3 separate regions of the Homo sapiens genome follow, and all the other regions are linked to region 2. The links are chromatin contacts, found by Hi-C or POLR2A ChIA-PET in ENCODE. All regions are on one chromosome and are shown on one strand. Each heading gives the region's core, a stretch centred on a gene start or an enhancer-like site at or near the end of the contact. The rest is flanking DNA. Distances are from core to core; before and after follow the strand shown. Region 1 holds the start of AWAT2 (acyl-CoA wax alcohol acyltransferase 2). Region 2 holds the start of DGAT2L6 (diacylglycerol O-acyltransferase 2 like 6). Region 3 holds the start of PDZD11 (PDZ domain containing 11).

Evidence for each region. A loop is a pair of places that touch in the nucleus more often than their neighbours do. ChIA-PET counts read pairs that join two places held with the same protein, here RNA polymerase II (POLR2A). Pooled maps may share reads with other maps.
Region 1: a pooled map shows a loop between it and region 2 (3-fold over the local background). The contact joins the promoter of AWAT2 here to the promoter of DGAT2L6 in region 2. A Hi-C loop is called at or near these places in 1 of 50 pooled maps.
Region 3: a pooled map shows a loop between it and region 2 (7-fold over the local background). The contact joins the promoter of PDZD11 here to the promoter of DGAT2L6 in region 2. A Hi-C loop is called at or near these places in 1 of 168 maps with a recorded cell type or tissue (IMR-90), 1 of 37 single-sample maps with no recorded cell type and 8 of 50 pooled maps. POLR2A ChIA-PET finds 5 or more read pairs at or near these places in 4 of 52 experiments (A549, MCF 10A, PC-9 and 1 more).

What each region holds. Positions count from the first base shown.
Region 1 is chrX:70,047,444-70,051,238 of GRCh38, forward strand. It overlaps AWAT2 (acyl-CoA wax alcohol acyltransferase 2), which reads right to left and starts at 2,495. Exons shown (of 8, transcript NM_001002254.1): 1 at 2,405-2,495. The coding sequence starts at 2,489.
Region 2 is chrX:70,175,587-70,179,735 of GRCh38, forward strand. DGAT2L6 (diacylglycerol O-acyltransferase 2 like 6) reads left to right here and starts at 1,897. Exons shown (of 7, transcript NM_198512.3): 1 at 1,897-2,081. The coding sequence starts at 1,997. RefSeq lists enhancers at 1,460-1,519, 1,540-1,589.
Region 3 is chrX:70,288,278-70,292,011 of GRCh38, forward strand. PDZD11 (PDZ domain containing 11) reads right to left here and starts at 1,650. Exons shown (of 7, transcript NM_016484.5): 1 at 1,583-1,650; 2 at 978-1,077; 3 at 153-236. The coding sequence starts at 1,064. It overlaps KIF4A (kinesin family member 4A), which reads left to right and starts at 1,827. Exons shown (of 31, transcript NM_012310.5): 1 at 1,827-1,873; 2 at 2,161-2,301; 3 at 2,414-2,528. The coding sequence starts at 2,182. RefSeq lists a silencer at 1,628-1,807.

The DNA.
Region 1 (3,795 bases), core at 1,245-3,744, 130 kb before region 2:
ACACCTCCCAGTTTCCTTTAGGCTCTGCTCAAACCTAGGCAGTGCTGGGGACATCTTGTAAGCGTGGCCTCAGGTGGGGTGCCCTGTGATGTGATGAATCTTGGATCTGCCACTTACTGTGTGTGACCAAAGACGTTGCTGAACCTCAGTTCCTCATCTGCAAGATGGGAACTAAAATACCAATATCTGCACTATTTCCCTCACTTATTGGGAGGGCCTTCTCTCAAGGCCTTTAGGGTCCGGATGGATTCAATTGCACTCCTAGAGTGAAGAGCTGAGAGGCCTCCGAAGGGCCATTGCCCCACTTGCCCTATGTGAACTAGTGAGGAAGGGGCAAACGCCTGCAGCCCATATCTGCTGCCAGGACCGAGAGCTCTTCTGCCTGCCCTCTCTGTACCTCTTAGTATACCCCGAAGTCAAACTCCAGTTAAGAGTCCTCTGAGTCCATTTTGTCCCTGGACTCATCCCCTTTCAGCCACTCTCCTCCTTAACCCTTCTCTGCCCCACCTGCCCCCCTGCCAGCTCACACTGGGACCTGATCCCTCAGTCTTGCTTCCTCCATTTCTCCCGTGCCCCCACCCCCCATCTTCAAGTCCTATTCATTCTACTCCAATTTCTTGAATCTCCCCTCTTCTTTCCTCTTCTCTGCATCACCATCACTACCGGCCTGGTCCAAATTACCGCCATCTGGATTATTGCAACAGCCTCCTACCTGGCATTGCCCCTTCCACTTCTATCTTCCTATAATCAGTTGACTTCACAGAGCTAGAGTAATCTCTGATGCCATCACCCTGTGTCAGTCTCCCTCATGGCTCCACATGGCTCTCAAAAAAAGTCCAAACTCCTTCCCATGGTTTACAAAGCCCTACACAATCTGTCCCCTGCCTGTTTCTCCAGTCTCTTCCTTCTTCCCTCTCTTGTTTGTTCATTCATTCATTCAATAAATATATATCGAGCACCAATTCTGTGCTTCTCACCCTCCACCTCACTTAACCACTGGCAGCTCCTTGAATGCATTATGTGCCCTTTGCCATCCTAGCTTTTCCATGTGTTGCCCACTCTCTGCCCCAAATGCTCTTCCTTTCTTCACCTATTTCCTATTTGTCCTTCAAGAGTCAACTCAAATTCAAGAGAAAAATGGGCAGAGGTCATAAATGGGCAGTTAACAGAAAAAGAAATACTAATTGCTGATAAACATGAAAAGATGCTCAAACTCATCAGTAATTAAGGACGTTCAAAATGAGGCGACAGCTCATGGTTTCTTGCCTATCACTTCTGGGTGGAGGTAGTAAGGACTGTGAATGAGTTCTCCATTCACTTTCCCTCCCATGCTGTGGTAATCCCTCAAGCCCCATTTTGCAGCGACACAATTTGGTGGTGCCTCCGTCAGCCTGAATATCAATGTCCACAGTGAGCGGTGACTCCCACCAACCTATGTTGGACATTCAGCATGAACAAGAAATAAACATTTGCTGGGTTAAGCCACTGAGATTTCAGGGTGAATTTATCAGCACGGCATACCTAGACCATCCTGATTAATACACCCTGAATGCTCCCACTTTGCAAATGAGGAAAACAAGACTCAGAAAGGATAAATACCTTGCTAAGAATTACACAGATAGTAAGTAGTAGAACTGGAATTTGAAAACAGGTGAGGTGAGGTAAGGAATGCCCACCCTTCCTATTCACTGGCGTGCCTCTGTGCCAGCTCTGTGCACCAAGGCCTATCTGCATTCTTTATTCCTAGATAGCTTGCAAGGTCACTTAATTCATTTCCCTGACTCCAGCCAGTACTCACCTGAACCACTGGAAAGGCAAGAATGTTTTCCAGGACCCCTTCCCACAGTGATGATTTGTTTCAGCATTTAGAACACAGTGGCCAGCATAGAAATAACTTTCACAAAGTGTTTGTAGTGTAAGCGTTGGAAGACATGGATGGATAAATTGTCGAATTCCTCAGGATGAGGTTTCCAGAGCCTCGGTCTGCCACCTGACCCAACTATCTCTAATTGGTGGTTTGCTTGAGTCCCTGTGATTGCAGCCAAGCCCTTTTCCTTGGCTAGCCTCAGTGGAACTGCTCCTCATCTTCCCAAAGAATGCCCTCTACACCCCAATGTAGACCGAGAAGGGCTCACACCTGCAGCAAAGTCCATGTGCATAGACGTGCATATACACACCCCTGCATAGGCACACACCCATATGCACACACACATGCCCACAGGGACACTCACAGATCCCACAAATACCATGGCCAGGTGGGTCAGGCCAGAGGCTGGTGTTACCAACCTTCCTGGTTTTACTGGAACAACCCTAGTTTGACCATTGAACATCCTGCAACCCTAAAATCCTTCAGTCTCAGGCAAGCCAGGATGGTTGGTCACCCTACCAAAGGCTGAAGACTCACTGATAAGCAAGGCACTGAAGGACCACTGGAAAACAGCAAAGACATCCAGGGCAGTCTTGAGGTCCTTCTTAGAGGGCAAGAGCATTGTGCCCAGCGTCCCAGTGGCTCCAGGTAAGCACTGTTCAGCTGCCCAGCCCTGATTGCTCAGGAGTCTGTGATGTTTCCTCTCTTAATGTTTTCTTCCCCAGCCTCTGGCTAGCCTCCGCCCCTGTACCACCCCTCCACAGAATTACAGGACCATATAATGCCTCTGCTTATCCAGTTCCTTCCAGCTGCCCACTCACCTGTACTTTTACCCACTTGGGTATTGCCTGGACTGAGATTGTGACACTCCTTTGCGCACTTGGCTAGAGAAATGTGATGAAACCCTGGTGTGAAAGTTAGTGTGGGCGTGCAGCTGACAAGAGGCCTCCAGGGCCAGTCTGGATGGTGGAGAGTGATGGGCAGGAAGGAGCCCAGGGCTCAAATGGGACACAGGGCTTGCATTTCTGTTTCTGAGGCCCAACTGTCTATGGTCTCTCAGTGACAATGGGATTGGAGGGCAGAGGGAAGGAGGTCACAGGCAAGGCCTTAGAAATACCTTCAGCCTTTTAGTCAGTCTGGGAGAACTCATTACTCACATTGAAGAGACATCACATGTATGTCTGTGAGCTATCATAGGTACTGAATAAACCTATTATTGAATGAAGAAACAAATATTGGTGTATATTATTCTGTGTACATGAAATTTTAGAATAGGCAAAACCAATCTATAGTGAAACAAATCACAGCAGTGGTTACCTGTGCTTGGGGATTGACTAGGAAGGGGCATGATGGAAACCTTTAGGGGTAACAGTGACGTTCTCTGTCTTGATAGGACTGTGAGTTACACAGATCAAAACCTCATTACTCAGTGAGTATACACTTAAAATGTGTACGTTTCACTGCCTGTGGATTTTACCTCGAAAGTAAAAAAAAAAAGTTGAACTCTCATTAATTCTGAAGTGTTTAGGGGTGAAGAATACTAGGCTGGGCATGGTAGCTCACACCTGTAATCCCAGCACTTTGGGAGGCCAAGGCAGGAGGATCACTTGAGGCCAGGAATTAGAGATTACAGTGAGCTATGACCGTGCCACTGCACTCCAGCCTGGATGACAGAGTGAGACACTGTCTCTAAAAAAACAAAACAAAAAAGAGTGCTGATGTCTGCAATTTACTTTGAAATGCATGTAAAATATATTGATGGATGGATACAGGGATGTACTGATGGATAAATATGTAATAAATCAAACAAAGATTGATTTATTAAATCTAGTAAAATATATAAATATTTTATATTTTTAATATTTTAATATTTTTTATATTTTAATATATTTTTATATATTAATATTTATATATAATATATTAAATAT
Region 2 (4,149 bases), core at 647-3,146:
CCCAGCTAGCCCAAGGGGAAGAAAAGAAAGAGGAGGAAGAGGAAGGTGTCGCATGTCAGATGACCATCTAGTGCACACGGGGGAGTGAAAGCACACCCTGACATACCAGAAAAGTTCCCCAAGCTCAGCTCTGAAGAGTCACATTGGTCAGTCTAATGCGGGAAGCCCAAAGCAGAGTGGGGGTGGGGAGATGACAGAGTTCCAACAATCTCCCTGGAAAAGGGACCAATGCCCCCTTGCACTTATAGAACCCTTGATACCATTTTTGTATCTCATTTTCCCAGCAACCCCTTCAGTTATGTTTAACAGATGTTTTTGACTACCTTCTATATTCAAGGCCTTCTGCTGGGAGTACTGGGCTTTTCCTGTAGGACACATTGCAACTTCAAGTGTACAGACATTTTATCTTAATTTTATTTTATTATTTATTTATTTACTTATTTTGTAGAGATGGCATCTCGTTATGTTACCCAGGCCGGTCTGGAGCTTCTGGGCTCAAGTAACCCTCCCGCTTCAGCCTCCCAAAGTGCCAGGATTACAGGCATGAGCCACCGCACCCAGCCTAACATTTTTGTGATTTTTTTTTTGTTTTAATGTCTGTCTCCTCCACTAGACTGTAGACTCAAAGAAGGCAAGAATCATGTCTGTCTTCTTCCCTACTGAATCCTCAGCACCTAAACACAGTGCCTGGCAAACAGCAGTCACTCAATAGATAGTGACAGAAAAAATATATCCAACATGGTGAAACTCTCTCACTACTAAAAATACAAAAACTAGCTGGACGTGGTGGCGCACGCCAGTAGTCCCAGCTACGCAGGAGGATGAGGCAGGAGAATCACTTGAACCCAGAAGGCAGAGGTTGCAGTGATCCGAGATCACGCCACTGCACTCCAGCCTGGGCGACACAGTGAGACTCTGTCTGGAAAAAAAAAAACAAACGAAACAAACAAACAGAAAAAAAACGGTCTGAGACCTGGGAACAGTCTTCAGTTTTCCAAAGGCTATTACACAGAAGCAAGCCTCAGCCTGAAACATATGTTACTTGTTCAATATGTGTTACTTGAACTCAGTGAGTAGTAATGACAGGAAACGGTGCCAGGCTGTGTGCTAAGCACTTTATATTCATTCACTTATCTAATCCTCAGAACTACTCTAAGAAGTAGGTACTATTATAGTCCCACTTTTACAGATGGAGAAACTGGGGCATAGAGGTTCACCACCTTGTAAGTGACAGAGCTGAGATGTGAACCCCAGCTATCTGGCTCTAAAGTCTATGCCCCTAACCTATATTACATTCTAGCAATGAATGCTCAAACTGAGCTCTAGAGAGATGTAACATTTTCCAAAGGTGTCACAGGAAGAGCATGGCAGAGCTGGGACTGGGAGCCAGGTCTTCCTTCTGTGCAATGTTTCTCCCGCTCTATGATAAGGTATCTGGCCACTGAGGCAGGTCCCTTGGGACTAGAGGCACAAAGAGGGATCTGAAGAGTCTATTAACAGATATCCGGTGCAGAAAAACAGCCCCAGTGGGCTAGGTGACTCAGCAGAAGACAAGAGGAGACAAAGGGTAACCACTAGGGCAGGAACAAGTGTGGCTGCCAAGTCCCTTTTCTTAAGCAGGGAAAGGTAGTGGGGTGCTTTTCGGAGGTCCTATTTGAGGCCCAAGATACTCTCTTCCTGCGCTGATTTATCAAGAGTGCCCCTCCCCCACAGCTAGAGCCGCCCCAGGGCCATTTCTGCTTCATTACAATTGGGCACACGTGGAGAAAGGATACTACTGGGGAGATCAATTATATTGCCTGATCTGCAACCTGATGTGTGGGTAGGAAGTTGGGGCGGGGCAGTGGAGGAAAAGTTTGGTCAAGCCTGACAAAACCCCAGCAGCTAATCTTACTCCACAGTAAGAGATTATAGCAAAGCATCTATAATCAACTCAGCTTAAGAAGTTTTGACCTTCTGGTTAGGCTTCTTGCCACAACAGAACAGCACCATAACCATGGCTTTCTTCTCCCGACTGAATCTCCAGGAGGGCCTCCAAACCTTCTTTGTTTTGCAATGGATCCCAGTCTATATATTTTTAGGTGAGTGAACCCCAAGGGCTGGAGAGCACATGGGGAACAAACCAAAAGAGTGGCCAATCTCCAGATGAGGAGGGTTCCAAAGAGATCATCTGGGTGATCTCCACCCTCTGGGAAGGATCTGGCTGGCACAAAGGCCAGGAGTGAGGCTGCAGCTGTTCTGGTTTAAAGATTACTCCAGGCCAGGCACGGTGGCTCAGGCCTATAATCCCAGCACTTTGGGAGGCCGAGGCAGGTGGATCACCTGAGGTCAGGAGTTTGAGACCAGCCTGGCCAACATTGTGAAATCTCGTCTCTACTGAAAAAAAAAAAAATACAAAAATTAGCCAGGCATGGTGGCATGCACTGGTAATCCCAGCTACTTGGGAGGCTGAGACAGGAGAATCACTTGAACCCGGGAGGTGGAGCTTGCAGTGAGCCAAGATCGTGCCACTGCACTCCAGCCTGGGTGACAGAGCAAGACTCCGTCTCAAGATGAAAAAAAAAAAAAAATCACTCCAGTCTTCTCAGGAGCTGTCCCCTATGAACTAGCTGAAAAGAGTCATATTCAGGGACAGGGCAGAAGTGGTGGTGGCTTACAGAGTTGGTGTTACTAGGTAGGTGTAGGGTGATTTTCTAGTCTATGGTTATGGTGAGACAATTCTGGAAAATCTGAGGGCTGCCTGAGTGACATCTCAGACAGAATTTTGAGAAAGAGCCAGTTGTTCTGTGGACTCACAGCACAGAAGTCAACAATGTTGGGCCTCTCCCACCCAAGGCTCTTCTGAGGCAGCTTTTTTTTGTTGTTGTTGAGATGAAGTTTCACTCTTGTCGCCCAGGCTGGAGTGCAAACGGCAAACGGGCTGACAGCTCCAAGATTTTCCCTGCCAGAAACCAGGGATTTGGGGGTGGTCAATTACAGGTGCAAGCTTGAAAACTGGATGAGGAGAAATAATGTCATCCTGAAGGATGAGACAGGTAGGAGACAGCTGGTTCCAACCCATGGGAGGCTATATGACCCTTAGAGCAGAGGCTCTCAACCAGGGTCCTATAGACCAAAAATTCAGGGTGGATGGGGGTTACTTTGAATTGGGATGAATAAAACTGCCTCTTTCTTTCCACTAACCTCTAACTGAAATGTAGTATTTCCTTCAATGATGAATGTAGGCAATAAACCACGAAGTGTTAGGAGTACCTGTGAGTGTCAGTAACAGACATCACAGAGATTTGCATTTCATATTATAGTTGTTGCAGGCATCTCGAAATTTCATTTATGTTCACGACTACTTCAAAATTCCAGTAGTTATTGGCACTGCTGTTAGATCTGGTTATTTAATGCATACATCAAGAAGCACATATGTTACTATATTATATTGTGGGTAATATTTTGATAACTGAATTTTAATATAATGGGTTTCCTTTGTAAATCTGCGTATTTTATTTTGTGCATTTAAACATATTATTCAGAGAAAGGGTCCATGGCTTCACCAGACTGCCAGAGGGGTCCACAGCCTTCTCAAAATGCAGACTTATTAAGCCTTATTAAAATCAAAACATGCTAAGCCCATTGATGGCTTGACTTTAGCTATATCGAGAGAAGAAAGTCATTTTGTTAGTAAACTTAGTTGTTTCTAGACTTTCATAGTTTCCTTTTGTTTTCCTTTGCATTTCCCCTAACTTCCTCAAAAAGACCCCTTTGATAAGTTCTGACCCTCAGCCAGGAAAGTGAGGAGCACAGGAATGTCCTAAGAGACTTGCTATTGGGGTGGCAGCAACCGTGTCAAATCCGGGTCCCAGAAAGAGTGGGCAGAGATGGGGCAGAGAGAGCAGGGGAAAGAGGTCAAGAGAGGATGAGCTATGTGAGCGGGTCCTTTTAGGTGTAGGGCCTGTCCCACCCAAGAATGCTCTTCTGAGGCAGCTTTTTTTTTTTTTTTTTTTTTTGAGATGGAGTTTCACTCTTGTCGCCCAGGCTGGAGTGCAATGGCAGGATCTTGGCTCACTGCTACCTCCGCCTCCCGAGTTCAAGCGATTCTCCTGCTTCAGCTTCCCGAGTAGCCGGGACTACAGGTGTGTGCCACCACGCACAGCTAAT
Region 3 (3,734 bases), core at 400-2,899, 110 kb after region 2:
AAGTCAGAAGTTGCAGAAGTGTTATCTCAGCTTTTCTGTCCACAAGAAGGAAAGTTTCCTCACATCTGCACCTGCTTTCCAATCCATCCCCCCAACACTGCCAATTTGTGGTATGGATGAATCTAGCCTGAAATAAGGTTTCATAAGTTCACCTGAGCTCCAGGAGGCTTCTTCAGTGTGATGGTTCGGGGCAGAAACTGGGTCAACTCATTGTTGTAGTCCGGGTGGTGTACCCTCTGCAAGACACAGCAACCCCAGAAATTTTACCAGTCTTACTTCACACCTACCTTCATCTGAAACACTAATGAATTACCCTGAAGTCAGGAAAAGGAAAGGTCATAGACTTAATTTAAGTAGAACAGATAACACAGACTAAATGAGTAGATGGATAGCACTGGGGCAGCCCAGTAGCTCCCCATTTCTTCACCTTTTTTTTTTTTTTTTGAGATGGAGTTTTGCTCTTGTTGCCCAGGCTGGAGTGCAATGGCTCAATCTCAGCTCACCGCAACCTCTGCCTCCCAGGTTCAAGCAATTCTCCCGCCTCAGCCTCCCTAGTAGCTGGGATTACAGGCATGTGCCACCACGCCCGGCTAATTTTGTATTTTTAGTAGAGACGCGGTTTCTCCATGTTGGTCAGGCTGGTCTCGAACTCCCAACCTCAGGTGATCCGCCTGTTTCGGCCTCCCAAAGTGCTGGGATTACAGGCATGAGCCACCGCGCTGAACCTCTTAACAGTATGGAAATGAAGGCTCCAAATTTCCAGAATTAACCGGTGTGAACAGACCCTAGCAGGAGGCTTCCATAAAGAAGTTCCCAATGGGTCCTGTTGCTCAGAATCCAGCTTCTGGGTCCTCTGGCTACAAGTGCTAAGATTCACTCTCCGTTTCGCCTTCTAACCCTGCTATCCTACCTTTCATGCATCATCTCATGCCCACGGGGAAAAAAATCTCCTACTCAGGAATACAGATGGTTCCCACCTCATGAGGAGGAATCCATGCTGGAGGATTCTCATAGGCAGGCAAGAAAACCACCGGGTAGTCATCATAAGGAATCCGGCTGTCCATCTCGGGCAAGGCCCTGGAAGAGTGAATCAGAACAGACAAAAAGTGGTTCAAAAGGGAGAGCAGCCCAGCAAGTTTCAGACAGCAGCTCCAACCCATTCCAAGGCAGTCAGTCTACAGGCCCAGCCCATATCTAGGTGTTAAGGTTGGAGGAGAGAAGGAAGACAGAAGAAAACTCTTAACTTAGCTAAACATCTTCTGGATGCCAAGCAACCTGTCAGGTACTCTAGAAAGAGGACCTCATTTTTCACAATCCTGCAAAACAGATGTTACCGTCTCAAACCTGGAGAAGAGGAAATCAGGGTCGAGTCTAAAAAGATCTACTTTCGAAGCCCAAGGGAGTGTTAACTATCCGCAGGGACTCGGGGCAAGGCACCGCCCCACATTTCCTAGATGTGATTAGTAATGGTAGGGTCCTTAGATCGACCCTTCCTTCACCTGACCAGCCACCTCCCACGTCCCCGCCCCACATTCTGCCTGAGACCCGCACTCTCAGCCGCATAAACGCCGCACCACCTCACCAGTGGGCAGTCCACAGCGACCTCAGACTCCGCTCACTGACAATTCAGTCTGGGAACCGGAAGCGGATGCTCCGCAGGGTCGAAAAGAGGCCGGGCCAGGGTGCAACGAGCTGACCCTCCCCTTCCCACCGCGCCGGCCTGCGCGCGCCGACGTGCGCGCTCCGCCCTCGGGCAGTCCGCACTGCAATTGGTTGGCGTCTCCGGGACGGATTTGAAACTTGGCGGTTAAAGCTCCGGCTGGGACAGGGCGGCGGGAGGCCCAGGGAGAACGGGGAAGGGACATTTAGTTTGGTGAGTTACGGGGGCACACCTTAGCTCAGAACCTGTTTTTACCCAGTACCCTAGGGCTTTGGTTCTTTGTCGCCGTCCCCGTTGGAGTTTTTTCTTTGCCTTTCAGAAGCCCGTGCACTCTCTTTAGAGTGCAGGGCTGACGGGCGGTCCAGCCCTGGCCAAGTCATGGAGCGTGAATCTCCCAAGTCAGTGTTCCCGCTGAGGAGGGTCGGAACCGGGGAGGACGCCCTCCCACCCCTGCTGACCTACTAACATTCATCAGCGAGCCTTCTTTTTCCCCCTCGCAGAGACGGTGCTGAGATAGGATCATGAAGGAAGAGGTGAAGGGAATTCCCGTAAGAGTGGCGCTGCGTTGTCGCCCTCTGGTCCCCAAAGAGATTAGCGAGGGCTGCCAGATGTGCCTTTCCTTCGTGCCCGGAGAGCCTCAGGTGCGTAGCAGAGTCCAGAGCCTGTGTCTGAACAGCTGGGGCCAAATGGTAACGAGGGGTGTGGTCTTGCCTTTCATTTTTAACCTTACGCCTTGTCCCGTGCCTTCTCTAGGTGGTGGTTGGTACAGATAAATCCTTCACCTACGATTTTGTATTTGATCCCTCTACTGAACAGGAAGAAGTCTTCAATACAGCAGTAGCGCCACTCATAAAAGGTGTATTTAAAGGTAAGGCGATTTGATTCCTCGAACGTAACATATATATTCCTTGAGCATATACTATGTGCCAAGCACTGTGCTTGGGCACTGCAAATACAGGAATCGATGAATCATGATTCCTGCCTTCAAGAAGCCCTTAGCCTAATAACATTTGTCAACGTCTCTGTACCCTTGAAGCTAGTTTTATTCTGTATTTGCTTTATGTGGTTCTGTTCATCTTTGACTTGTATATGTTTGTTTATCCTGGAACTTCATTAGATTATAAACTCTGTGGTGGTTGCTGATGGTGATAAGTGTGCCAACCTACTTGAGGCCCAGGCACTGCAAAGCTTGTTGAGGGATTCAGGTGATAAATAATATAGCTTCGAGGCCCTGAAGGAGTTCAAAGTCCAGGGGATAGGAATGGAGATAGATGACTACATAAATAATTTTGAATATATAAAAATTTTTAAATTTTTTGTACCTATCTTTTAGAAGAAAAATTTTTCAAGTTAAAAATATACAACAGAGTCAGTCCTATGGAAGTAGTAGCTCTGCTCTCATACAAAGTGGTATGAAAAACAAAAGGATGGCTCTAACTCTGCTTGGGGAATTTGGGGTGAATTTCACAGAGTGGGAAAACTTTGAGATGGGTCTTGAATAATGAGTATACTTCTTTTAGGTGGAGAAGGGGAGTGCCTAAAGCCTCTGAATACTATCACCAGTTAATAATCTTTACTGGGGAAGCTAAGTCTTTAATGCTGTTGAGGACCATAGCAGGGTTCTAAAGAAGGGAGCAGTGCCTGAGAGATGTCTAATTATTATTCTAATACAGTGGTTATTCAAGATTCAAAACAGAGGTTCGTTTAAAAGAAGTAGAATCATGGCATGCTAGTGCCTTAAAGTTGAAAGAGACATTTGTATATCATCTAGTTTGTTTTTCATCCAAAGAAAAATGCGTTCTAACAATATCTGTTAGGTGAACTGCCAGTGTCTAAAATTTTTTTGACAGGGAACTCACTGACTCACAGGTAGTCCAGTTGAGATTTGGGTTTTGGACAAGTCTAATTATGTTATAAAGATCTTTATAATGAGATGAAATTTGCTTCCTGGTAATTTCTACCCAGTGATGTTAGTTCATTCCTTTAGAAGCCTTCTTCTAGGCAACAGCTATTCACATATTTTTTCACGTTTTTTTGTTTAATGATATGGCTCAAGGAACACTGAAATTTTTGT